Linked DNA regions of Mus musculus: regions 1 and 2 are each linked to region 3. The links are chromatin loops, found by intact Hi-C in ENCODE. Cell type or tissue: left cerebral cortex. All regions are shown on one strand.

The links. Hi-C counts contacts between places; a loop is a spot of excess contacts. Peaks named below come from ENCODE experiments on the same cell type or tissue, not always from the same donor. Only the 100,000 strongest peaks of a DNase experiment are listed, where the experiment ranks them.
Region 1: it touches region 3 in a loop (5-fold over the local background); 6 of 42 quality-filtered maps call a loop at or near these places.
Region 2: a loop joins it to region 3, with 4 times the contacts of the local background. A loop is called at or near these places in 28 of 42 quality-filtered maps.

What each region holds. Positions count from the first base shown.
Region 1 is chr7:97,972,913-97,980,912 of GRCm38, reverse strand. Gdpd4 (glycerophosphodiester phosphodiesterase domain containing 4) reads right to left here. Exons shown (of 18, transcript NM_177696.3): 8 at 7,886-7,963; 9 at 6,872-7,017; 10 at 6,450-6,532. Among named protein-coding and RNA genes, the nearest start is that of Gdpd4, 57 kb to the right of the region's middle. In left cerebral cortex, a CTCF peak has its summit at 3,236 (motif pointing right); DNase peaks (open chromatin) are centred at 3,255 and 7,294; H3K27ac peaks cover 916 bases.
Region 2 is chr7:97,672,395-97,680,394 of GRCm38, reverse strand. Rsf1 (remodeling and spacing factor 1) reads right to left here. Exons shown (of 16, transcript NM_001081267.2): 10 at 5,760-5,814; 11 at 4,130-4,239; 12 at 2,983-3,050; 13 at 1,253-1,460. Rsf1os2 (remodeling and spacing factor 1, opposite strand 2) reads left to right here. Exons shown (of 3, transcript NR_154552.1): 2 at 1,297-1,473. Among named protein-coding and RNA genes, the nearest start is that of Rsf1os2, 20 kb to the left of the region's middle. In left cerebral cortex, CTCF peaks have their summits at 941, 4,718 (motif pointing left), 5,623 (motif pointing left) and 7,341 (motif pointing right); DNase peaks (open chromatin) are centred at 719 and 919.
Region 3 is chr7:97,420,131-97,428,130 of GRCm38, reverse strand. It overlaps Gm32945 (a long non-coding RNA gene), which reads right to left. Exons shown (of 3, transcript XR_378347.2): 3 at 7,987-8,000. Among named protein-coding and RNA genes, the nearest start is that of Gm32945, 5.5 kb to the right of the region's middle. In left cerebral cortex, CTCF peaks have their summits at 155 (motif pointing left) and 3,105 (motif pointing left); DNase peaks (open chromatin) are centred at 1,395, 3,094, 6,691, 6,896 and 1 more place; H3K27ac peaks cover 343 bases.

The DNA.
Region 1 (8,000 bases), 550 kb before region 3:
ATTTGTAACTCCAGCACTAGGAAGTAGAGACAGGTAGATCTTGAGGGCTCCCTGGCCATCCATTCTAATCTAGATAATGAGATCCAAGTTCAATGAGAGATTCTGTGTGAGGCAGGGGTGCAAAGAATGAGAGAGAAAGGTATGCCAATGCCAACTTCTGCTCTCTACATGTGCCCACACATATGAACACTTCTATTACTGCCACACACAAATATGTAACAGGTCATTCAAAGAGCAGGGGATTTGAAAATGGAGCAATACACTGAAACACAGAACCCAGAAGCTCTGGCCCTCAAAGCCAGGAATGGCTTATCATTCAGCTCCCGAGTTCTAGGAATAAAACATGAGCCACCACACCTGGCTATCCATGCTATTTTTATTACCATAGCATAGTAATAGATTTTGAAGATCCATAGTATAATTCCTTCTAGTTTGTTCTTTTTCCTCCAAACTGTTGTTTATGGTTTTTTAGTAGTCTCATACAATTTTAAAACTCTTTTTTCTAGGTCTGTGAAAACTGTCATTGATCTGTTGACAAGGATCACACAAATCCATAGAGTCCTTTGGGTACTATGGATGTTTTAATAGCACAGAGTCTCCCATTTCACAAATCTAGGACATGTTTATGTTTTGTGTGTCTTTCCATTTCTTCACCAATGTTCTATAGGTTTTAGGGGACTGAGATCTTTTATCTTTTCAAACATATTCCCAAGTGTTATATTGCTTTGCATCTAGTATAAATGAAAATGTTTTCTTGATTTTGTTTGTTTGTTTGTTTGAGAGAGGGTCTTACTATGTAGTGCAAGGTGACCTTGAACTCATGATTCTCCTACCTCTGCCTTTCAAGGCTGGGATTTTAAGTATGTATTACCATGCCCAGATCTTGATGTCACATTTCTTTTGTGTGTGTGTGAGTGTGTGTATGTGTGTGTGCGCACAAGTAAGTCATCCCATGCATTCATGTGTGGATGGCAGAGGTTGGTGTCAGGTATCTTCCTCTATCTCTTTCCATCTTACTCATTGAAATAGGGTCTCTTACAAAAACCTGGAGATCACCAACTAGCAAGACCTGCTAGCACATGGGAACCTTCCTATCTCTGTTCCCTCAGCATTGGGGATACAAATGTGTGATACCATGTCTAGCTTTTATTTGGGTGCTGGAAATTAGAGCTTTGGTCTTCATGCTTACACAACAAACACTTTACCTATTCCAGCCCCCACCTCTTGATTTCTACCTATCTTGATTTCTATCTCTTGATAACTGACCACTTACTAGCCATAGCAATGCTACTATTGATTGAGTGTGGTGCTAGGAACCCCACAATTGGACCTAGGACCTCACAAATACAAACTCTCAGTATTACAGATTTCTGTGTGCTGAGTTTGTATTTTGCAATTTTGTGGAAGAAAGGAAGGTAGTTAGAAAAAATACATAATATGCTTTCTATTTTTAAAAATGTGTTAAGATTTGTTTTATGTCTTATCATATGATTTATGATTTATCTTAAATGTTGTTGTGTTGAATGTGTTGTTAAGAAGAATCTATGTTCTGAAGCTATTTGATATCATGTTCTATAGATGTCTGTTGGGAACATTTGGTGTTGAGCACAACTTAACTCTGTCATTTCTTTATTGACTCTCTCTGGATTATCATCCATTGTTGGTAATGCAAACTAGAATTCTTACTATTATGGTATTGGTGTCTATATATACCTTTAGGCCTATTAATATTTGTCTTATTATTTGGGCTGGTCCTCCGACATCAGTCAATTATTAGTTGAGGAAATGCCCTACAGACTGGCCTCCAGGCCAATCCTATGAAAATGATTTCTCAATTAAATCCCATCTTCCAAGTTATGTCTAGGTTTATGTCAAGTTGTGGCAACCCAACTTTCACAAAGACAAATGCTAGTATCTCCATTTTTTCTGCTTTCTGGCTCAGGATAAAGTAGCCAGCTCTACTGTGTTCTCCCTGTCATCATGGATGGAATCCCCCCATAACAGTGAGTCCCAAACCAAATCTTTCCTTCTCCAGGCCACTTGGGCCAGGTATTGGTCTCAGTGATGAGGAAAGCAACTAATACATTCACATTGGCTGTGATCAAAGTGGTTCCGTGGAGAACCTTTAACTCCTAGAACTCACATGCACCTCTCCTGGTCCACAACGATATGTCTGTCTGTCTTAGGTACTCAGGGAACACTTGTTGTGATCGTTGTGTGGCTCCAGAAAGACCACACCAGACCAAACAGTTCCACTTGAGGTTTATTGAGAGAGAAAAGGGCAAGGTGGCAGCAGAAAGGGAAGGGGGAAAGAAAGAGGGAGATCAGAGGGGTCTTCCTTTTAAATATAGATATTGACGTAGCCACAGGTAATGATGGGAGGTGAGTCAAGTGGATTCTGGGAATACGATGGCTGTTGCCTTGGCAAAGGGTGTGTGGGTCACGCTGTTGCCTAGATGTGATGTCAGGGGTCCTGATACCAACACTTATTACTTTGAGGATATCCTTTTTGCCTTTTGAAAGTTTGACATCGTCATGCTTTGGGGCAGGTTTTGTTGAGTGATTAGTGACCTCTGACTTTCCTGTCCCTGGATATTTGTTTCCTCCTGAGGATTTGGAAGTTTCCATTTTCATCACTAACTTTCTGACGAGTTGCATATCCACGTGGAATTACTAAATCCCTCTTGAAACCCAACAGATTGAATCTTTGCTCTTCTAATTCTACTCTAAAGCTGTTCAAGTATTCTTCATGCTTTATATTCTTTTTTCTCTCCAATTATGGTTTCAAATAGCCTGTTTCTGAGTTCATTACTTCTTTCCTGTATTGGTCTCTTCTATCTCCTAGATTTTTAATGACTTACTGTGTCATTTCAGCTCAACTAAGCTTTATTTTTAAAAAATGCTTCCATTGCTGTCAAGTTTCTCTGAGTACTGAATCATTCTGTTTTCTTTTGAAGGTCATCAAGTTTCTTTAAAACGTCTTAAGTTCACTATCAAAGACTATACTAGTTACCATTTGTTCACCTCCTGGTACCTTATTTCAACTGTCAGGTGAGGTTATAGTTCCATGAACATCCCTGATGCTTATTAGTGTGTGATGTAGTTGCTTCAGTTTTTGTACTCTGGCTTTGTGCTTACTTTTCTAGAAAGTCTATGCAGGCTATGTGTTTTCTGTTGGTCTATAGTAATTTCTGCAGCCATGTGTGCTGGAGTCACTGCAGGAGCACTGCCACTGTTTCAGCACTAGAGGGTGGTCCAAGCCCACGCTTACTTCAAATCCCCAGATGCTAATTTGCTCATGGAGTGAACTAGAGAAGTATCTAAACCTCTGCAGAGAGTTATATTAGTCTGAACAATTTCACCCACAGTCACCAGGAGGTATTTAGACACTGAAGACTCTGCCCTCTCTGGATATAAGTACCATGGAGGGACCAGCCCCAGGCCTCTATGCCATTCTAATATAGGGCCACCAAAACTGCAACACTGTCACACTCACAGCAGACAGACTGTCAAGAATTGAATTCTACACTGTTGTTGACTGCCTACTGCTAACTCATAGCCAGAGTCTGCTGCAATCAGTCACAGGTGGCACTGGGAAGGAAAAAAAAAAACCAATAAACCAGGGCTGTTGTAGAGGGCCTTTCCACAGATAGGCCTGAGGACAGGGACTGTTAGGGTTCTGACCAGTGTGAGGTTTCATACATCCAGTATTAATCTCCAAGGCAAAGTCCTATGCTTGTTACCACATCCTCTCCACAGCATAGTCTTGCTATCCAAGTTGGGATAGTGTTAATGTACTCCATCCCAACTTACGATCCAGCCTTGGTGGCTCACCTCTGGTAGTACAGCTTTCTCTGCCCCGTACTTGCAGATGGACCCCTCTACATCTGCCCTGTCACCAGTGACGTGTACTCAAAAGCTAATAAGTCATAACTGAGTTTTCCATTAGGACCTGCAAAGCTTCAGGGGTATATCCAGGCTCGCACTACAGCTGCTGGTGAATCAAGCCAGAAGACAAATGTATCCCACTGGGATATAGATCTAGGGAAATTCTAAAATCTCCATCTCTGAGGACTAGCCGAGGAATACCTGTGCTGCCCAAGGCTTGGCAACAGGTAGCACAGGAAGTCTTTAAGCTGCCAAGGCTGATGCACTTGAATCTCACAGGGCCCTGCATGGGCTGGGTGTTTGGGAGTGGGAGTGAACAAGCCCAACCCAAGGCTGATAATGGACTGGGCCAAAACTTGAGTCTGTCCGGATTCTGAGGTCTCTCTGACTGAGGCTCAAGCATACCTAGAGGCTCTGTCTAAGACCTCAGCAGGATGGGTGTTTAGTTTCTACCTGACGCAGGTCTTCTCCAAAGTAGGCAAAGTCCTGTGGTAGCTTTTGTGCTTTGCTCCCAGAAAGTAGAATCTTGCTTTCTTCTCTGCTAGTCAACATTGGGAGAGAGGTGGTAGAGGTAATCCGGTAGCTAGTTAACACAATTCTAGTAGTTCAGTAGTCATGAGTGTTGGTCTGAGGACAGGGTCTACAGGCACCTGACAGGCCTGACGTTGGATTTGAGGTCTAAGTCCTGTACTTGATTCTCTCCTCCCATCACTCCCTCTTCTCTCTCCATGCTTCTGAGAATTGAAGGAAGGCTGATTGGCAATTCTTTTCTTCCTGCTTCTTCAATAAATCCTTCCTTATTATTTTACTAAAACCAGGCAGTATGGTCCCTTCCCTGGCTTTCTTGGCTCTTGTAAATGAATAGCTGTTCAAAAGGGTATGTCTATGGTAAGATTATCATTAGAGGATTTGAATCAGATTTGCCATCTTGCTCTCTCCTAAGACATTCAGATAGATGAGTAATGCTAGTACTACTCATATTTTCCTAATATCTAATGAAGTTGAAAAGATGTGCACTTATGAACTTGTTACCTGTATATCTTCTAGTATAAAATATCTATACATGGCTTTTTGCTAATTTGCTAAGTGGTTCACTTATTTTTAATAATACTTTACACTACTGTAATGTTTTTTTTTCATTTTAATCTTTGAATTTATTTTCTAGAATTTCTTACATGAGTACTATATTTACATAATTTCCACTACTTTCTGTCCCTGCTCCAACTCCTGTTGTATGCCCTCATTCATGACCTCTACTTCTATAAACATTATTGACATATATAAAAATAAACAAACTAAGTCTATTTGGTGTTGGTCATATATGCATGTGTTTAGGGACCACCTAGGGTTGGGTGACCTATCAAAAAGCTTGTCCCTGGAGAAAACAGATTCTCCCACTCTCAGTGACCATTGATTACCTATAGATAGGTGGGGCCCAAACGCTTCAGAAAGTAAACAAATGAAGTTATAATTACTGAAATATAAAATAGGACTAAGAAGACAAATAGCAAAAAGGCAATAAATTGATGGTTATCAACACACACTTTTTAATAATAACTTTAAATATTAATGGCCTTAATTCTCCAATCAAAAGATCAAAAGTTAGATGAACAGATGGAAAAACAAAATCCATATTTTTGTTATCTATAAGGAACTCTTTTTGTCTTCAAGAACAGGTATCATCTTAGAGGTTACCTTCCAAGGGAAAGTCACATTCTCTCAAATGTGACAACCTGATTTTGATCTCTGGGGTCCACATGATGGAAAGGAAGAACCAACTCCATCCTATGGCCTCGGTTACTACACACCATGGCACACATGTATACATGCTTAAGCAAACAAACAAATACAAAGAAACAAATCAACAACAACAACAAAAATCAATAAGCCACCTAGCCTCTGACACCCTGACTTTCCACTACACATTTATGGGTCTCTGTGACTTGTTTATTGCTCATTAATATACCTTCAAATAGGTTGATGCTTTTGTCTGGAATGACTTCATCTCTGGTTAGTAGAATATTTTCCTTTAAGGTTAACCCACACATAACTTTGAGCATATAGATGATTTCTTTCACAGAATAGGAAGTATCCTTCTCCTTCACTGAGGCTCCCTTGCACTTGATTTAGTCTTCTCTGAAAGGCTTGTTATCACAAATGGCCTTGTTCTGTGCTCACCTGTAACTATGCCACATCTCCTTCACCCCAGGAAGGTACAGATGACTGTATCTCACTCAACTGCGTCTCCTGAACACTCAGAAGGCAGCCTAGAATATAGCAGATATCTAGGGAATGTTAATGAGTAAGTCCTGAGTTTGGGTTAGTGGTTTACACTGGAAAACCACTTGAATTGCATGTGGTTTGTGAGCTTTTGGTAAAGAAGACAGAGGTAAAGGAATATATTTTATAAGGGAGACATGGTTAATATATATGGCATGTGCAAATATGCTATTCAAACATGGAGGAAACTCTTCAAGGCTTATTCTCTTTACACCTTGAGCCAACTGGTCCTATCCCCTGACATTGGACAAATCCCCTCTTCCACTCTACCCTAGTCCTACCTTAAGTATATATCTGTCTCCAGGCCAGAAACATCTAATTCAACAGCCTTCTCAAAGGACATCATGGTATTCTCTGGCGCCAACTATGGAAGAAAGGGGACATTAATCCCTATGCCTTAGAGTCGTTCCTCCCAACATTTCTTTTGTGGTAGGCATAGAGCCTGGGAATGAAAGGGCTTTGAAAAGCAGAGCTTGGTTCCCTGTGCTCTCTTGTCAAAGAGGCCAAACACTGGGCACTGTAAAGAGAAGCTGACCAGGAGTTAGATGACCTCAGTTCAAATACAACATATACAAGTCTTTATTCTTGTTATGCCAAGATTCCTTTTCCTCTCCAGGGTTGCTGATGTTTCTGAGGTTCCCTCCTCTCATCCACAGTACCATACCCACTTACCTTCGTCCAAGCTCAATATTCTCAGACCTACCATGGGTGCACCTCTATGTCCAAAGAGGGTGGGCTTAGGCCCTAAATTCTCCTTCTTCAGAATACAGGGAGAATAAATCCCCAGTGGCATCAAATAAAGGCATAAAAGAATGATCAGGAAGGACAGTCCAGCAGCTATTTGTAGAGCTGAAAAAGTTGGAAGCAGAGACAAGTGGGTAAAAAGGAAGAGGGATGGAGAGCCATTTCAAAAAGCTAACTTCCCAAGGCAGCAGCCAGGCCATGATTTGCTTTTCTATTTCTATTACATCCTCTTTCAGGGGGTTAGATATACATACACAGGATTGTTCAGATATAAGACTTTTTTCAGGGCTGGGTATTGAATCCAGACCACATATTTGCCAGGCAAGTGCTCTACCACTGACCTACATTTCAGACAAAGAAATTATTATTAAGGCAATATTGCTGGAACTTGAAAGTAAAAATGGAAAAACAGTACAGAAGGTGGGTGGGAGGAAGGGAAAGGAGGCTGCACGAGGGAGGGGAGGGAAGAGAAGGAAGGAAATATTAGAAACAGCATCTCAGAAGAGGAGCTTGGCTGGCTCTGAAAGAGCCCTGATGGCTGCAAAGATCATCTCAAGAGACTTTCTAACTTAGGGCGGAGCAGTGTAGTGGGAAAGGTACCAAGTGGCAGGAATGTGGGTATAAGCTCTATCACCTCTTATGGTAACTGAGGATACATGATGTAACTTCTCTGGGTCTTCACCTTTTTTCTGTAAATTAGGTCTGTCTGGCAGCTAACACTGCTCACAGAGGTGGTGCAACAGTGCTGGCTTATCATAGTTGATAAATACTAGTCTTGTTTCTTCCTTCTTTCTCTTCTTCCCACACCTCCACCCATACCAGCTCCCATACCACAAGCTATCTTTAATTTCTATTATCAACTGCTTCCCAACACCTTCTGTTTTAGACCTCTGAAGATTCCCGCCCACTTGTACGTTGTTTAAATTACTACCTATGCGTCAGTGACTTTCAAATTGAGATCACCATCTCTAACCTCTTAACCTTTGGAATACATTACACCTCTCCTGTATTTCTTGCTCGTAATCTGCCATCCTGTATCTTCTTACTTTAACTAAAATAGAGAAAATAGTTTATTGATGTTCACTTTA
Region 2 (8,000 bases), 250 kb before region 3:
TGTAAGTCACACATGAATTGCAGTGACCTCTTTGGGTACATCTTAAATCCAACACATTTGAAAAGGCTCATTATTTCTTAACTTACTACTCTTCTCTGTCAGCCACCGGATATTTTTAATACAAAACGTTGACTTCTTATTATGAGGAGAAATAGAGTACTTGTGCCTGCGTATTCCGAGGACAACTTGCAGAATTGGTTCTGTCCTCCCACCCTTACGTGGCTTCTAAAGAAAAGGTTGCCAGGCTTCGGGAGCAAACATGTCCACCTGCTCAGCTAGTTAGCCTGGTACTGAGCATCACTCACCCAGTTAGCCTGGTACTGAGCATCACTCACCCAGCATCACTCACCCAAACATGTTTACCTGCTCAGCTAGTTAGCCTGGTACTGAGCATCACTCACCCAGCCAGAGTCTGAGGTTTTTTCCCTTTCATCTCGTGCCTCAACCCTTTGGGTAATTTTTTTTTAAATCCATTTTCAGGACAAAGTTCAAAATTATATGCATGACAAAAGAGAAAAAAAAAAAAAAGAAAAACCCACTCAGTGATTTTTTTTCTTTTTTATCCCCATATTCTTGCTTTTCTGGGAGTTTCCTAAATATGCCTTGGCATTTGAACATGTGGCTTCTCTGTTTTGGTTGCTTTCTTATCTCACACTGCCTCTAATTCTAAACTTACAAGGCTGCCCAAAATACCCATTCTACACATGCCAACTCTAACTTCTTTCTTATGTGGTTTCCCTGAGCAACTATCTTCTGTACTCTAATTTTATCTGTTACAAAGGCAGGCAAGGCAGAGGAACTTTTCTGTGATTTTGTATACTTATCTATTATACTACATCCATTAACAAACCAAAAGGAAAAACTCCACAATACTGTTTATACTTGTTCTGTTGTTCTGTATAAATGGAAGTAATGCTAATATTGGATTAGTTATCCCTTATCCAACCTCTAGAGAGCGCCAGAGAGAGGTGATACTTCTTTATAATTTACCATACAATTAAAAACTACTGAGGAACTTGGTAGAAGGTTGTATAGAGAAAGCTTTCAATAAATGAAACCTCAATTGCAGTTAAACAAATTTAAATATTAAACTAGTATAAACATAGCTTTAATTTTAATCTAAAAATGAATCAAAACCAGTGATCTCAAATTTATTTTAAATGTCCTGCAAATCCATATAGAGGAAGCCACGCCACAGCAGTGTGGCTCTCCGAGGACGCAGCAGTTTGCATGCTGACCCCTAGACACACACCCGTCACTGATCTTGAATTCATCCTCACTCTCTTCTTCATCTAGGTTGCTATCACTGTCAAGATCATTAAGTCGCCGGCGTTTCTTCCTGCGAGCAGCAGCTGCCCTCTGGGGCCGTTTATTTTCCTTTCTTTCTTCATCCAAAATAGTAGAAATGTCTTTCCCACGGTGACCTGTGATGGTGGAGATATCTTTCCCCCGGCCAACTCCTGAAAGGAAGAGGTAACTACATGTTTATTGAACCTTCCCCATAACTCATCAGAGCAGCAGCCATTCCTTTGCTTAATTTATCTTAGAAATATGTAGGCTCCTTACAACATCAGCTGATAATGCTCTAAAGAAAGGATTACTGTGCCTCTCTTACTATGTACAAGTTTACAAGGCAGAGACTCCTAGTTTACATTTGACTTGCCAAGTGATGCTCACCCCACCCCCTCTTTTTTCTCACTGTCTTTTATTTGGTGGAAGTCTGTTTAAAAACCTCTCTGTGCAGCGTAGGTTGGCCCTAAACTCCTTGTGCCTCAGCTTCCTGAATTAGAGATTTGTATCGCCACACCTGGCTCAATACTCTATTTGTGTGCGTGTTTATGTATGTACAGCACATGCATGTCTGATACTCAGTGTCAGAAGATGGAAGTCCAGCTCCACAGAACTGCAGTTAGTATGGTTGGGAGCTATGAAGTAGATACTGGGAGCTGAACTGGTATCAGGCATGCATATGCTGTACATACATACGTACATGGTGCTAGGAACCAAGCTCTAGTCCTCTGAAAGAGCAGCAGTTGCTCCGAACTGCTTAATCATCTCTCCAGACTCATCTTTTAAAAAAAGTAACTCAGAGTTTTCTGATTTAGCCACAAAGTTGTCCAACTGCCAACACTAGCCAATCTGAGACCACCTCCTCACTCTGAAAATAAAACCTCATACCTGCTAGTAGCTGCTCAAAAATATCCTTGAATAAGGACAGAAACAAAGTTGATAAAGATATAAAGGACACAGTTCTGAAAGGCTCTAATGTCAGTTTCTTCAAAACAAAACAAAACAAAACAAAACAAAACAAAACAAAAGGCTTACTCATCCACTTTTACTATTTTACAGGAACAAGTAGAAAGCAGAAGGTTCTACATCAGAGCATTAGTAACTGGCTATATAATGCCTTAACAAACAACCTTCAGATTTTCCTATAATGCTGTTTTGAAAGGTAATTAAAGGCCAGCCATGGTAGTGCATCCCAGCACTCAGGAGGTAGAGGCAGGAGGATCTCTGTAAGTTAAAGGACAGTCTTGCCAACACAGCAAGTTCAGGACAACTAGAACCACAGAGAGAGATCCTGTCTCAAACAAAATGAAATGGAAAGAAAGAAAAGAAGGAAGGAAGGAAGGAAGGAAAAAAGACAGAGAATGTAATTAAGTGAGTAAATTGATCTTTAAGTTATACCAGTCATTAAAATTTGAATTATCCATATATTTGAGGCTTTGTAGTTATAAAGACAATAGGAAAGTTAACTGAGTATTCTAATTAGAATCAGATAGAAATTGTTTGATTAATAAAGAAAATTAACTTTTGTATTATATCATATAAAAATTAATAATTACAAAGTTCTGACTTAATACACTAATACTATATCAACAGATTATGTTAAATATGAGACAGTTTGTTCAGTGTTAGCTTTGGAGAGAACAATAATCTGCTGGTAGAATTATGTGAAAAGAATAACAGATAAACACATACCTCCTCCATCAGCCTCTTTAATATCATCTTCTATAGCTTCATCAATTGCTTCATCAAATTCATCAAATCTAAAATAAGCACAGTGATCAGACCCTAAGCTGTATATGTTTGATTTCTATAGACTACATACACAAAGTGTCTGCATCAGTCTGGTTTTGTCCCCATTCCAACTCACATGTGACAACCTTAAGGTATGGTTCACACACGACTATGATTAATGTCCTCCTTAAACAGGACTAAAAAAGAGAAAACAAAAATCTCTTGGCATCTTCTGCCATGTGACATTATAACAGGAGGACAGCTATCTATCTATCTATGGAAGTAGACCCACACCAGACACTAGATCTTCGAGAACGTCTATCCTGTGAGCACAAAGCATGAAGTTGCCACTGATAAGCAGAAACAGGCTCTGAAATCTGACTCCCCAATCTGTTGGTACTTTCATCTTGACTTTATAAAGTCTCCAGAACTGTGAGAAATCAACACATGCTTTTTGAAAGCTATCCAGTTGATAGTATTTCTACACAGGAAAGCAGAAGGATTCATACAATATCAGTATATGTGAAGGTACCCTAACACACACACGCACACACTCTAGACAATAAACAAGTAAAAACTTCAAAGAATCAGTAAAGTTTTAGATTCTTTAGATTATTATATAATTACTATTGAAAGTAAGTGTATTGTTAAATTCATATACAAATGATCAAATTTTACAACTAGATAAATGTGCTTTTGCTCAAAAAACTATTTTTTGGATTTAAAGATAAAAAAACAAGAAAAAAAAGATCTCTATGATTGCTTTATATGGAAGATTCATCTTAGTTTGGGCTCAGGTGACCTAAGATGAACTCAGCCGGACTGAATGTACAAATAACTTCTGCTTGGAATCTTGTGCATACAAGTGCATGCAAGTGTGTGCCTGGTGTGTGGACTGAACATATGACCTGACTCAAGCTAAGGAAGGGTTCTACTACTTCTGAGCTACAGCGTGGCCTTTTAGTGTTGGAACTCTATACCCAAGGATACCAAGTGACATAAATGTAATACTTAAAAATCACTAAGTTGGGAAAACCATCCACTTCTGTCTTGTCTAACTGGAAAAAACCAGACTCTTCTACTACAACAACTTTCTCTTCCTTCATACCTGTAGCTAATACATTTCCTTGTTCTTGTTGATCTCCTTTCAAGTGCATTTGCTTTGGATTTTTTTGCATCTTTTTTCTTTTCTTCTTGCTCTTCAGAAAACTCAGGCTCCTTTAAAGATAAAAGTGTACAGGTATGACCAGGAAACAGTTCTTGGAATTAGCAGCTTTCACATTCTACCTAGGCAGCATACACAAAATATGTGAATTTCTAAGATTATCTATCACAATGAACATACACAGCAAAACTACTTACACAAATTAAAAAATTGGAGATCAATAAATGAAATATTTCTGTTGATTTTCTTATACTTCTGTGAGTTTGTAATTGTATTAAAATAAAATAACAAGAGTGAAGTTTTTCTACAGTTTCAATCGGCTAACCAATAATTACACAGAAAACTCTGAATACATTGTGTGTGCTCAATTCGCGAGATGATCTGATTTAAACTGAAGAAGAACAACTAGGTAAGCTACTTAAAGCTATGATACAATTGTGGAAAGGGATGGCTCAATGGTTAAGAGCACTGGCTGCTCTTCCTGAGGTCCTGAGTTCAATTCCTAGCAACCACATGGTGGCTCACAACCATCTGTAATGAGATCTGATGCCCTCTTCTGGTGTATCTGAAGACATGACAGTGTACACATATACTTAAAAAAAAAAATCTTTAAAAAAAAATTGTAGGTGGGGGTGGGTGGGTATGGGAGACTTTTGGTATAGCATTGGAAATGTAAATGAGCTAAATACCTAATAAAAAATGGAAAAAAAATTGTGAAAAGAATAAAATTGTAAGACTTTGCTTGGAACCTGCTGACTGTGATGGCTTATAGCTCTAAGCCTAGCCTTCAAAACCAGCACTCAAGAGGTAAAGGCAAGTGGATCCCTGAATTCCAGGCCAGTCAGGGTTATATACCCTGCCAAAAATCAGCTACAGTAACAAAACTCACAACAAAATCAAGTTTGAAATTACTGAACATTCACTGATGAGGTACCCTTAATTATAGACTAATAAATGTTAAATAATGGTAGTTCTTCAAAGAAATTAAATTATAATAGAAATTAAAGTTTCAGTAAGGGCCATTTTAAAAGTAATTTATTCCCAAGCTATTCTTTAGTTATTTTATGCAAATAACACATTATAAAGCTAACCACAAATTGTCCCATTTACAATAGAAACAATAGAATATTACCCCAAAGCAAAGAGCTATAAATTTAGTTTAAATACAATAATCACATTTTTGGGTTATCTATTTATATATAATAATTTGAAAAGTTCTTTCCACAAATGCTTAAAATGTCTAGCCTTAATAAAGTAGGAATGTTGAATATTAAAACAAGTCACACAATTCCATTAAATGTAAGAAAGCACATAACATCTCTTCCACAAATGCTATATAAACTTAGACTGGAAATCGCTCAGTGGTTAAGGATGGCTGCTCTTCAGGGGACTCATGTTCCATGCTCACCTCCCAGAGTGGCTCACAACCAGCTCCAGGGGATCTATAGCACCCTCTTCTGACCTCTGTAGGCAATAGGTATACATGAGGTACATAGACATAAAGGGGAAACATGCATACACATTATGATTTTAAATTAAAACAAAACCAAAAACTTATCAACTAGAAACTTACTTGTGGAGGAATGATGTTTTCAATACTGATACCAACATACACCAAACGTTCTTTCCTTAAAATCAAGACCAAAAGTATAAAATAAGATTTGCTATAAATAAAATTCACATGTAAATATCATTTCAGATAGTAATAAAATTATAATTTCATAGTACTTAGGAGGCTGTTACCAATACTAAAGTGAAACCCTATTAGTAGAGAATTAGTATAGATGAAAAGCACAAACTTTCTTATATATATATATGAAAGCTGTACTTTTGAACTGAAATAAACAAAGAAATTTCAAATTGTGAATTGACAATGTAGTAAGATAAAAAGCTAACACTGATTAGACAAACAAGGTCTTTGCATATTAGATGTTTTGGGTAATGTTATGAATGTAGTATAAATTATAAGACTATGATAATAAGCATCACTATAAATTAATGACTAACTAATAGTATATAACAAAACCATCTCAAGGCTCCAGAGAATGACAATAAAGCCACTTATTTCTTGCTCTGGAGATGAAAAACTGCAATGGAAACACATGGCTATGCATTCAACAATGCAAATTAAGATACCCATAGAGCCAGAAAACAAGCATGCAGATGCTTAATGACTTCATGGTTCTGTTTGCTAGAAAAACAAAAACCACAAAACTGTGTATTTTGATTTAAAAAAACCAATAACAAACAGCTCTATACAAAAGGAGTTTGCTCTGGCCCTCTCAATGTTAACCCAGTCCAGCAAAGGCAGCTGAGCTCTGAATACCAAAGTACATTAAACTGAACTAAAAGAGAAACTGTTCTTTTTGGCTTATTGTAATGTTCCTTCTGAAAGGAAATTAATGCATTTACTTGTCTAGAGCCTTTGAAATGCAGCTTCTAATGTGCTATGAACTCCTGGCTCTGATAACAAGAATCTTATAATTAGGCGGTGAAGATATTACATTTATGAAAATGATAAAATAACTTTGATTAAAACTTTGTAAGATTTCAGATAGTAATAAAATTATAATTTCATAGTACTTAGGAGGCTGTTACCAATACTAAAGTATAGTAGTGGTAGAGAGATGGCTCAGAGGTTAGAAACACTGACTGCTCTTTCAGAGGTCCTGAGTTCAATCCCCAGCAAACACATAGTGGCTCACAACCATCTGTAACGGGATATGATGCCCTCTTTTGGTGTGTCTGAAGACAGATACAGGGTATTCATATACATAAAATAAATAAGTTTTTTAAAAAAGATTTATTTATTACTATATCTAAGTACACTGTAGCTATCTTCAGATGCACCAGAAGAGGACGTCAGATCTTATTACGGATGGTTGGGAGCCACCATGTGGTTGCTGGGATTTGAACTCAGGATCTTCGGAAGAGCAGTTGGTGCTCTTAACCACTGAGCCATCTCTCCAGCCCATAAGTCTTTTATTTTTTCTTTTTTAAAAGAAAAAGATATAAGTAATTAATAATGACCAAGACAATCAGAATATATTTCATGGTTTGAACAGTCTCTGATATTAAGTATATGGGATATACATCTCTTCTTTTTTTTTTTTTTTTTTTTTTTTTAAGATTGTAAGTACACTGTAGCTGTTTCAGACACACCAGAAGAGGGCGTCAGATCTCATTATGGATGGTTGTGAGCCACCATGTGGTTACTGGGATTTGAACTCAGGACCTTCAGAAGAGCAGTCAGTGCTCTTAACCGCTGAGCCATCTCTCCAGCCCCCATACATCTCTTCTTACAATAATCACATTCATTGAAAACTAATTTTCTCCTTTAAACCTTGAAATTGCTTTCATTTGTCTACTATTTCTCTTCTTAATTCAACTGAAGAGATATTTGCTCATGTTCATCATGGACAGATTTATACCAAGCTTTGAAATCCGTAGATAACATAAGTTATGGTTTTTGCCCTCATAATTAGTTATCAACTGACTATAGACCATTTCTAACTCTACTAGAAACATGAAATGGTATAATTCCATCTAAACAGAGAAATCATGGCTTTAAATGGATTCGCTGTTGTACAGAATCTGCAAGGGAGACATGATTGCCCATCGCAGTCTTGTTAGTAACCTTTTGGCAGGATGCTGTCCACCCAATCTTACTACCTGGATGAATGATACTGCAAATCTTATCATTACTAACAACTCCACTCTTTCAAAAATTTCAGTTTTACACATCCTATTGTCTGACTCCACTAACTCAATTTCCAAGTTACTCTACTTTATATACTAATTGCTACGGTTTTTG
Region 3 (8,000 bases):
TATTTGTCTTAAATATATGAGGCTACATTTCATTTCTTCCTTCTTTCTCCTTCCCTTTCTCTGTAACACCCTTGCAGGGAGCATTCTTTATGGCTAAGCAAAGAGTATGCACTTTTCCAAGGACCTTATCCTGTTGTGAAGTTACTAGGGCTAGGATGCCACCCTGTGGGTACCCCGAGTGTGGGCATCCCGTTTCTGAGTTCAGAGTCTCATGTTCAGTCTCATGTTCAGAGTCTGGTACCACACAGTTCTGTTCTGTTTTTTTTTTTTTTTAAGATTTATTTATTTCATGTATGTGGGTATACTGCAGCTGTCTTCAGACACATCAAAAGAGGGCATCAGATCCCATTACAGATGGTTGTGAGCCACCATGTGGTTGCTGGGATTTGAACTCGGGACCACTGGAAGAGCAGTCAGTGCTCTTAACCAACTGAGCCTTCTCTCCAGACCATGGTACCGCACAGGTGTGTGACAATTGTTTTAATATAAGTTTATCTGTGGCAGCACGTTAGTTCAGTGGACAAAGGGGTTGATTCAACCCTGACCACTGGGCTGAGTTCAGTACTCAGGAAAGCTGGCTCCTATAAACTTGTCTTTGGCAGGACATGCTACAGTAAGCCAGGTTGCCTGACAGTCAGACCTACAGCCAAGCCAGGGCTTCCCCCAAGCTGTCTTTTGTGTCTTGATGGATCGGATATAGGAGCTTTCTTCTGGAGTCCAGCCCTGCTCTCCGCTCCTCCAGTCTCCTCTTTCTTTCTGTCCCTTTCTTTCTTTCCTGTGTTCTCTTCCTTCTTCCGCTATTTTTGTTTCAGTGGTTTGTTCGTCTGTTTGTTTTTGCGTAGGGGGACAGCACGGTCTCACTGGCTGGCCTGGAGCTCTATATGTAGATCAGGCTGGCATGAAGTCACTGAGATCCACCTGCCCCTGCCTCACAAACGTTGCAGCAAAAGTGTGTGTGTCACCAGGGCTGGCTTCCCCTCTACTGCTTTAACTCACGTCTTTGTCTGGCACTTTTCTCTGTACACCTGCCTTTTCTTTCTCGCTTCTCTGCTTCCTTCTCCTTTCAACGTTTTCTCCCTTGAGCCAACCCTTCTTTCTCTCTCTTTTCCTTTCTGGTGATCCTTGTCCTCCACCTACCACCTCTCTGTGAATCTTTGTTTCTTCAGAGAGATCAGCCAGACCAGGCCCATCTCTGTGCTAGGACCGAATTTGGAGGAAGGTGAGCTGGCCTCTTCCAAGGAAGTGCTAACAGATCACAGAACTGGGCGCTAGCCCATGGTCAGCCATGTAAGCAGCCTGGGCTCCTAGGATTTGGAAACACACATTCCATGAAGCTTGCCTGCAAGGCTTTGCCACCCCACGCCCTGTCACACTGGGTGGATGACTCATCAGATACACAATGGCCGTGGGGAGCAGACTTTCTCCATATGGGCAGGCTCAGGATTCCAAGCAGGGAGCCCAGCAGTATGGCAGGCCAGCATAACCATGCTTCCCACGGTGTAGGATAAACGCCTCCACTCCCAGACATCCCTGTTAAACCAGAGGATCTGAGATGGGGTCAGGCATCTTCATGTTAAGGATAGGGTTGCTCACTTGGCTCTGCTGCCCATTTCTAAGACTTTCTTCTATCAAACCATCCCCGGGAGTCCCATGTGGGCAACAGTGTTATAGCACTGTTTGTTTTACCCAAGGGTGTGTGTGTGTGTGTGTGTGTGTGTGTGTGTGTGTGTGTGTGTGCATGTGTGTGTTCACATGTACACCCACATACCTTTGTACATGTGTCCTTAATATAATATCTATTATCAGAGAATGGCTAAACCAATGATGTCTCCTATTATGAATAATATTCATGCATTAAATGGAATTGAGGTGTCGACAGAAACACGGAGTAGATTATTGATAACCAAGACTTGTGAGAGGGAAGGATGGGAGATTATTGCTTAATCCACCCAGAAGAGAGTTAGTTTGCTTTACTGAGGAAGGGAGTTCTCCATGTAGCCCAAGGTCCCTGAAAGTTCCTGTCCCCTGCTCTGCCTCATCAGTGCTGTGGTTGTAGGCATGGGCCCCGAGGCCCAGCTTAGGCCCAACTTCTCCTCAGGGATCACTGTATGTATGATATTTAGATGCAGCCAACACACACACACACACACACACACACACACACACACACACACACGTTTATATACACACATGCATACTGTCACCAAATTACAACTTAGCATGCACACTTATACAAAAGATGTTCAAGATTAAGTGAAAATGGAAACTGAGATGAAGACACACGGAATAAATTACGGAAGTGTGTGAGTGAGTGTGTGTGTTTGTGTGTGTGTTTGTGTGTGTGTGTGTGTGTGTGTGTGTGTGTGTGTGCATGAGTGCACAAAGAGGAATCAGATCGCTTTCTTAGCATTGTCAATGGAAGTAGGATTGGCTGAGCAGGCAAGGGAGAAACTCTTGGTCCTTTTATAGTACTAAAAAGAAGAATTGGATTATAAATGATTCTGATTTTTTAAAAATTTATTCATTTAGTGGTGTGTGTGTGTGTGTGTGTGTGTGTGCGCGCGCGCGCGTGCGCGTGTGCGTGTGTTCCTATGAAAAAGATTAAACATGCCAAAACCCACCATCCTTGTCTTTAACAATCTCAGAATCAACTGCGAATTTATATTGGGACAGCATCTCAAAATACTTAGTGTAGAACCACAGTGGAGGGACAACTTCGGGGTGTCAGGAGAGGGGATCCCTGGAAGGGGTGGCATTTCAGCTTTAAATGCCAAAAGGTGGTCACCAGTTGGAGAGGCACAGTTCCCAGAATGAGGCCAGCTTTTCAGATGTCAGCCAGATTCCAGACCCCACAGAATATGGGAAGGTGGTTTCCTTAAAGGTTCTCCTGGTGTTAGGTGAGGGGACAGCTTCTACTCCCTGGTTACATAGGGCAAGCCAGGAGAGCTTTGAAAAATTCTCTCAGGGAGTTCAGTTTTCCCTCTGAGGTCAGGAGATGGATTTTAGCCGTTTTCCTTCCTACTGCCTCTTGTCTTACGGGTGGTGTGTCTTGGAGGCATAGTCTCCGCGGAGCCCCACAGAGCTGTCCGGCAGCGCCCTCTGCTGGCAGAAATCAGAGCGGCCGGCTCTCTCCTTGCAGTGTCCTCCCGGGACACAGGCGTTTGGTCCAGATTAGTTTAAACAGTAGGCCTGGCCATATGTAAGTTTTCATTTACTGAATATTTATATACTCGGAGATAATGTAAAGCTAGAAGAAATCAGAAAAATTATAATAGATCTTTTGTACTATGCCATACTATGCCATGTATATAGCTCATGGTATGGTATATATATATGTGTGTGTGTGTCTGTGTGTGTCTGTGTGTGTCTGTGTGTGTCTGTGTGTGTAGATAGATGATAGATAGATAGATAAAGAGAGAGGGGGAGAGAGAGAATATGTAGTATAGTATTGTGTCTGTGCCTATGTATGTGTGGATACGTACATTATATGGAGGGAAGGAAAAGAGAAAAGGAGAGAGGAAGAAAGGAAGCAGCTGATTCTTCCTTAACATTCTGAATTTAAGATTATTCCCGGCCTGGAGAGATGGCTCAGCGGTTAAGAGCACTGACTGCTCTTCCAGAGGTCTTGAGTTCAAATCCCAGCAACCACATGGTGGCTCAAAACCCATCTGTAATGAGATCTAATGCCCTCTCCTGGTGTGTCTGAAGACAGTATATTCACATATATAAAATCTTTAATAAAAAAAAAAAGATTATCCCCAACTTCTTCTGTATTGCTAATTCCACCAAGTGATTAATCCTTCCGGAAACTTCTCCAAACTGCAAAGCTAAGGTAAGCACTTTTTATCTCCATCTGCCTGTGCCTTTGTGTTCAACCATTTCTACTGAAACAGCACATTTGTTAGTGTGCTGTCTGTCTGTCCTTCCCTGGTGGCCTCTGCCTCTGGGCTTCCAGGGGTCCCAACCATGAGTGGTTTTGGAAAGATGGGAGGATTTTTCTCCTACCAGCTGCCATCAGTGAACAAGCAGATGACTATGAGTCTAAAAACACATCTCATGTGCACACAAGCAGACCTCATACACACACACACACACACATACACACACACACACACACACGTGCACATACACGTTTGTGGGCACATGTCCCTCCACTTAGGCCAGGACTTGACACCGGGGTGAGGTCAGGTTAGTTCACTGCTAGCAGAAAATGAGGTCAGGACGGCCAGTGAGGCCAGAACAAGGTTTTGGACTTTACTCAGCAGGTGGTTCTCTGGACAGACTTTGTGACATCTCCTCATTCTCTGGAGGTGACCTAGGGCTAATGTAAAATGACCCACACAGCCTTCCTCGTCCTGTTCCACCAAAGCCAACTTCTGCCCTCCCTTATTTGCTGGACTTCAACTCAAAGCTTCAATTAAGTAAATATGAAAGGCTGTGAAATCAGAATTCTAAGAGGCAAGAGTACAGCAGGCATAATAATGACCTTAAAGATTCTGTCCTCTAACCCCTGGGACTATGACGGCCTACATGCCAAAGGGGACTTAAGGATGCAGAAGGAAACACAATGGCTAATCAGCAGACACTGACACAGCATCTGGGACTATCCAGATGTGCTCAGTGGAAGCAGGTAAGAAAGTCAGAACAGGGGAAAGAAAGAAGGCAACAAGGAGGAGGGAGCAAGGCTGTGACAGGAAGAGAAGGCACTTCTGATGAAGGAACACAGAAGCTTCTAGAAGCTGTAAATGCATCCCCTCCTCCAGCCAGAAAGGCCTGCATCCCCCCCTGATAGGCCAGTGAGATCCATTCTTGAACTTGGACCTCTAAGACTGTAATATAACAAATAAGTCTGTGTTCCTCTGAGACGCCAGATTTATGGTCATTTGTGGACAGCAGAGATACAAAACTGACTGAAGAAGCATGGGAAATATTTCAGAAGGCAGGAATGGGGTCCTCACACTGCAAGACTGTCAGTGCAGGGCAGAGTCATGTGGAAGCCAGAACAGGAGCCTGGCCCTGTAACATCCTAGCTCAAAAGGAAGAAGGTCCAGGGGTGGCTCAAGGGCCAGAAGCCTGAGAGCGTTTGGAAGAACGTTGTCTATTGGCTGAGCTTCATTTGTGAGCTCCTGGATCCTTTGATTTGTTTTTTTTTTTTTGTTTTTTTGTTTTTTTTTTTTTTTTTTGAGACAGAATAGGTTGTGTAGCCCAAACTGGCTTTAAACTCAAGATCCTCCTGCCCTTACCTTCCTGCTGGGTATGTGCCACCCCAGCCAAGTTTATGGATCTTGATCAAGGTCGCCTCCATCTCCAACAACTCCTCCTAACACTTGCCCAGAGCGAACAAAAGCTTCCCAATCACCCCTGGACACGGGCTAGGGTCCTCGCTTGGGGGCTGGCCCTTGGCGGCAGACCAACAGTTTTCTGAAATAAGGGCAACTCACTGAGGAAGGGACTGACCAAGGCAAAGGATGCAGGTAAGGTCTTTGTGTCCTGGACTTCCCAAATGAACTTTCTCTGGCCAGTTCTTCACTTGGGGGAGCCCAGCAAAAGCATGTGGAGCAAGAGCAATAGGAGACCAAAAAGATACCTTTAGCACACAGGAGGAAGCCAGATCTTCTGGCTTTTCTTTCTTCATTTATTGTTTTGGAGCATTTGAGAGGTAGATCCAGATCCAGGAGTTCAAGGCCAGCCTTAGCATATAGGGAATTACACAAGCAAGTCTGGGCTACACAAAACCCTGTTTAGATAGATAGATAGATGGATGGATGGATAGACAGATAAGTAGATAGATAAATAGATAGGTGGATGGATAGATAGATAGATTCATTCTTTTGGTAAGCAAAGAAGAAAACAGGTTCTTGAATTGCAGGGGAGTAGGAAAGACCTGGCTGGACCCTTGCTTTCTAAGCGCTCCCAGACAAGCAAAGAGACAAGTATGGTCTGGTTTTAAATTTTTAGAGCCTTATAGTAAGTGATAAATGTGGCAGGTGAAGTTCTCCCAGTAGAGGATGCAAAACGTGGCTAGAAATACAAGCTGGGGTCTCAGTAGCCTCATCAGTAAATTTCAGGGTCTATGTGGCCAGATCGCCACAGTTTCACAGCAGGGACGAAGGTTTCACCTCTAGGACAGTCCTGATGAGTGACTGGTAGACTGATGAAGGAACACTTTGTGGACATGGCAGCCCTGCTCCACAGTCACAGTGTGGCCTGGGACATTAGCCTGCAAGCCCATTGCATCAGCAACAGGAAGGACTGGCTTTTCCCAGAACTAGGGGTGGGTTGGGATGGGGGAAGTTGGGAGTGGGGCAGGACAGGAGGACCTGCCAGCTTCCTGGGTCTGCTCTGGTCAGGTCTTCATACAGAGCCTGTTAACAGTCACACTTGTAGCACATTCTCTGAAGAGCAAAAACTCATATCACAGCCAGCATAAATAGAAAGAACCTGGGCCTCTCGGTATGACTAAGGACTCCAGGGAAGGGTCTCTGTCACCTCTTCAATAAACAGTTCTTAGACTCTTGATGTCTCCATATCCAGATTTTTTTTTTTCCAGCTTGAGAATTTTCTCCATTTAGCCCAGTTTCCAGGCACGAGGCCTAAAGAGGTGTCGTGTGTGGAGCCAGCTGTCCCTTTAAGAACATCCTGGGTGGTTGGTACCACTTGCTCTTTCTTGGAGGATATACCACAGAAGCTAAGAGCATCCAGTCTCTTCTTCGTGACGTTAACACCTGTTTGGAGTCAGGCTGGGTAGGGCCTGAGAAGCTGTGTGGCTGGTGTTCTGAAACCTCAGATGCTGCTGGTCTGCAGATCACACTAGTGACTCTAGCTTATCACCTCATTTTATTTTCTCACTAATGTACATCACAATATGGACAGCGTGGTAGTACAGCCAGATTTCATGTGTTCAGCATGCCCTCCCCCAGTCCCCAGCCAGATCTCAACTGCCGAGCGTGTCATTAGGACACAGTGCCAACACACAGGAGGCTCTTGGCGCATGTGCTTCTCTTGAGCTTAGAGCACACTGTGTGTGGGGAGGGACTGAAGGCAAAAGCAGGACAGATCATGGATATAGGGCCTCTGGCCTTGGATGTGTGTTGTGTAAGTGGAGGTCAAACTCAGGGCTTTATATCATGCTAGGCAACCCTTCTGCTGCTAAGCCACAGCCTCAGCTTGGTAACACTTCTGACCCTGGACCTCAGCAGTCAGGACTGAAGCAAATCTGTCAAGGAAAATAGCACAGGAGATGGGGTAAATGGTTCCGTGGTAGCATGCATGCCTTAGAAGGCCCTGAGTCTGACTTAGCCCTGATACGTCAGGAGAGGGGAGGGCAGAGGGAGGAGGGAGAGAGGGAGTGTGGGAACAAGGGGGAGGGAGAGATTCCTAGCAGCCAAGCAGGGACCCCTCAAGCCTCTAGACATTAAGTGACAGATGTGCATATAGATAGCATTTTTAAACTGGAGAGGCTGTCCCTGCCTTGGTTTGAAGTCACCTGGGCTCAGGGCCAGCTGAGGTTACTTGGGGTCTGGCAGCCCTGGTACCCCTTGCTCATCTTACCCTTGGAACACATTCACATGATGTTCTGGCCAGGCCCTTGACCCCAGTTCCTCTGAGGCCAATTCAATTTGTCCAGCTCGGAGCTTTCAGGGTGAGATTAGTCCAGAAGACATGTCAGCCACCCTCAGTTTCTCCATGTGGCTGTAGTCATGGAAAGACTAGAGAAAGTAAGTGTGTGTGTGTGTGTGTGTGTGTGTGTGTGTGTGTGTGTGTGTGTGTGTATGTGTGTATATATGTGTTTGTGTGTGTATGTGTGTGTATATGTGTGTTAGTGTATGTGTGTATATATGTGTTTGTGTGTGTGTATGTGTGTATATGTGTGTTTGTGTATGCGTGTATATATGTGTTAGTGTATGTGTATGTGTGTATGTGTGTATATGTGTGTTTGTGTATGTGTGTATATATGTGTTAGTGTATGTATGTATGTATGTATGTATGTATGTATGTAT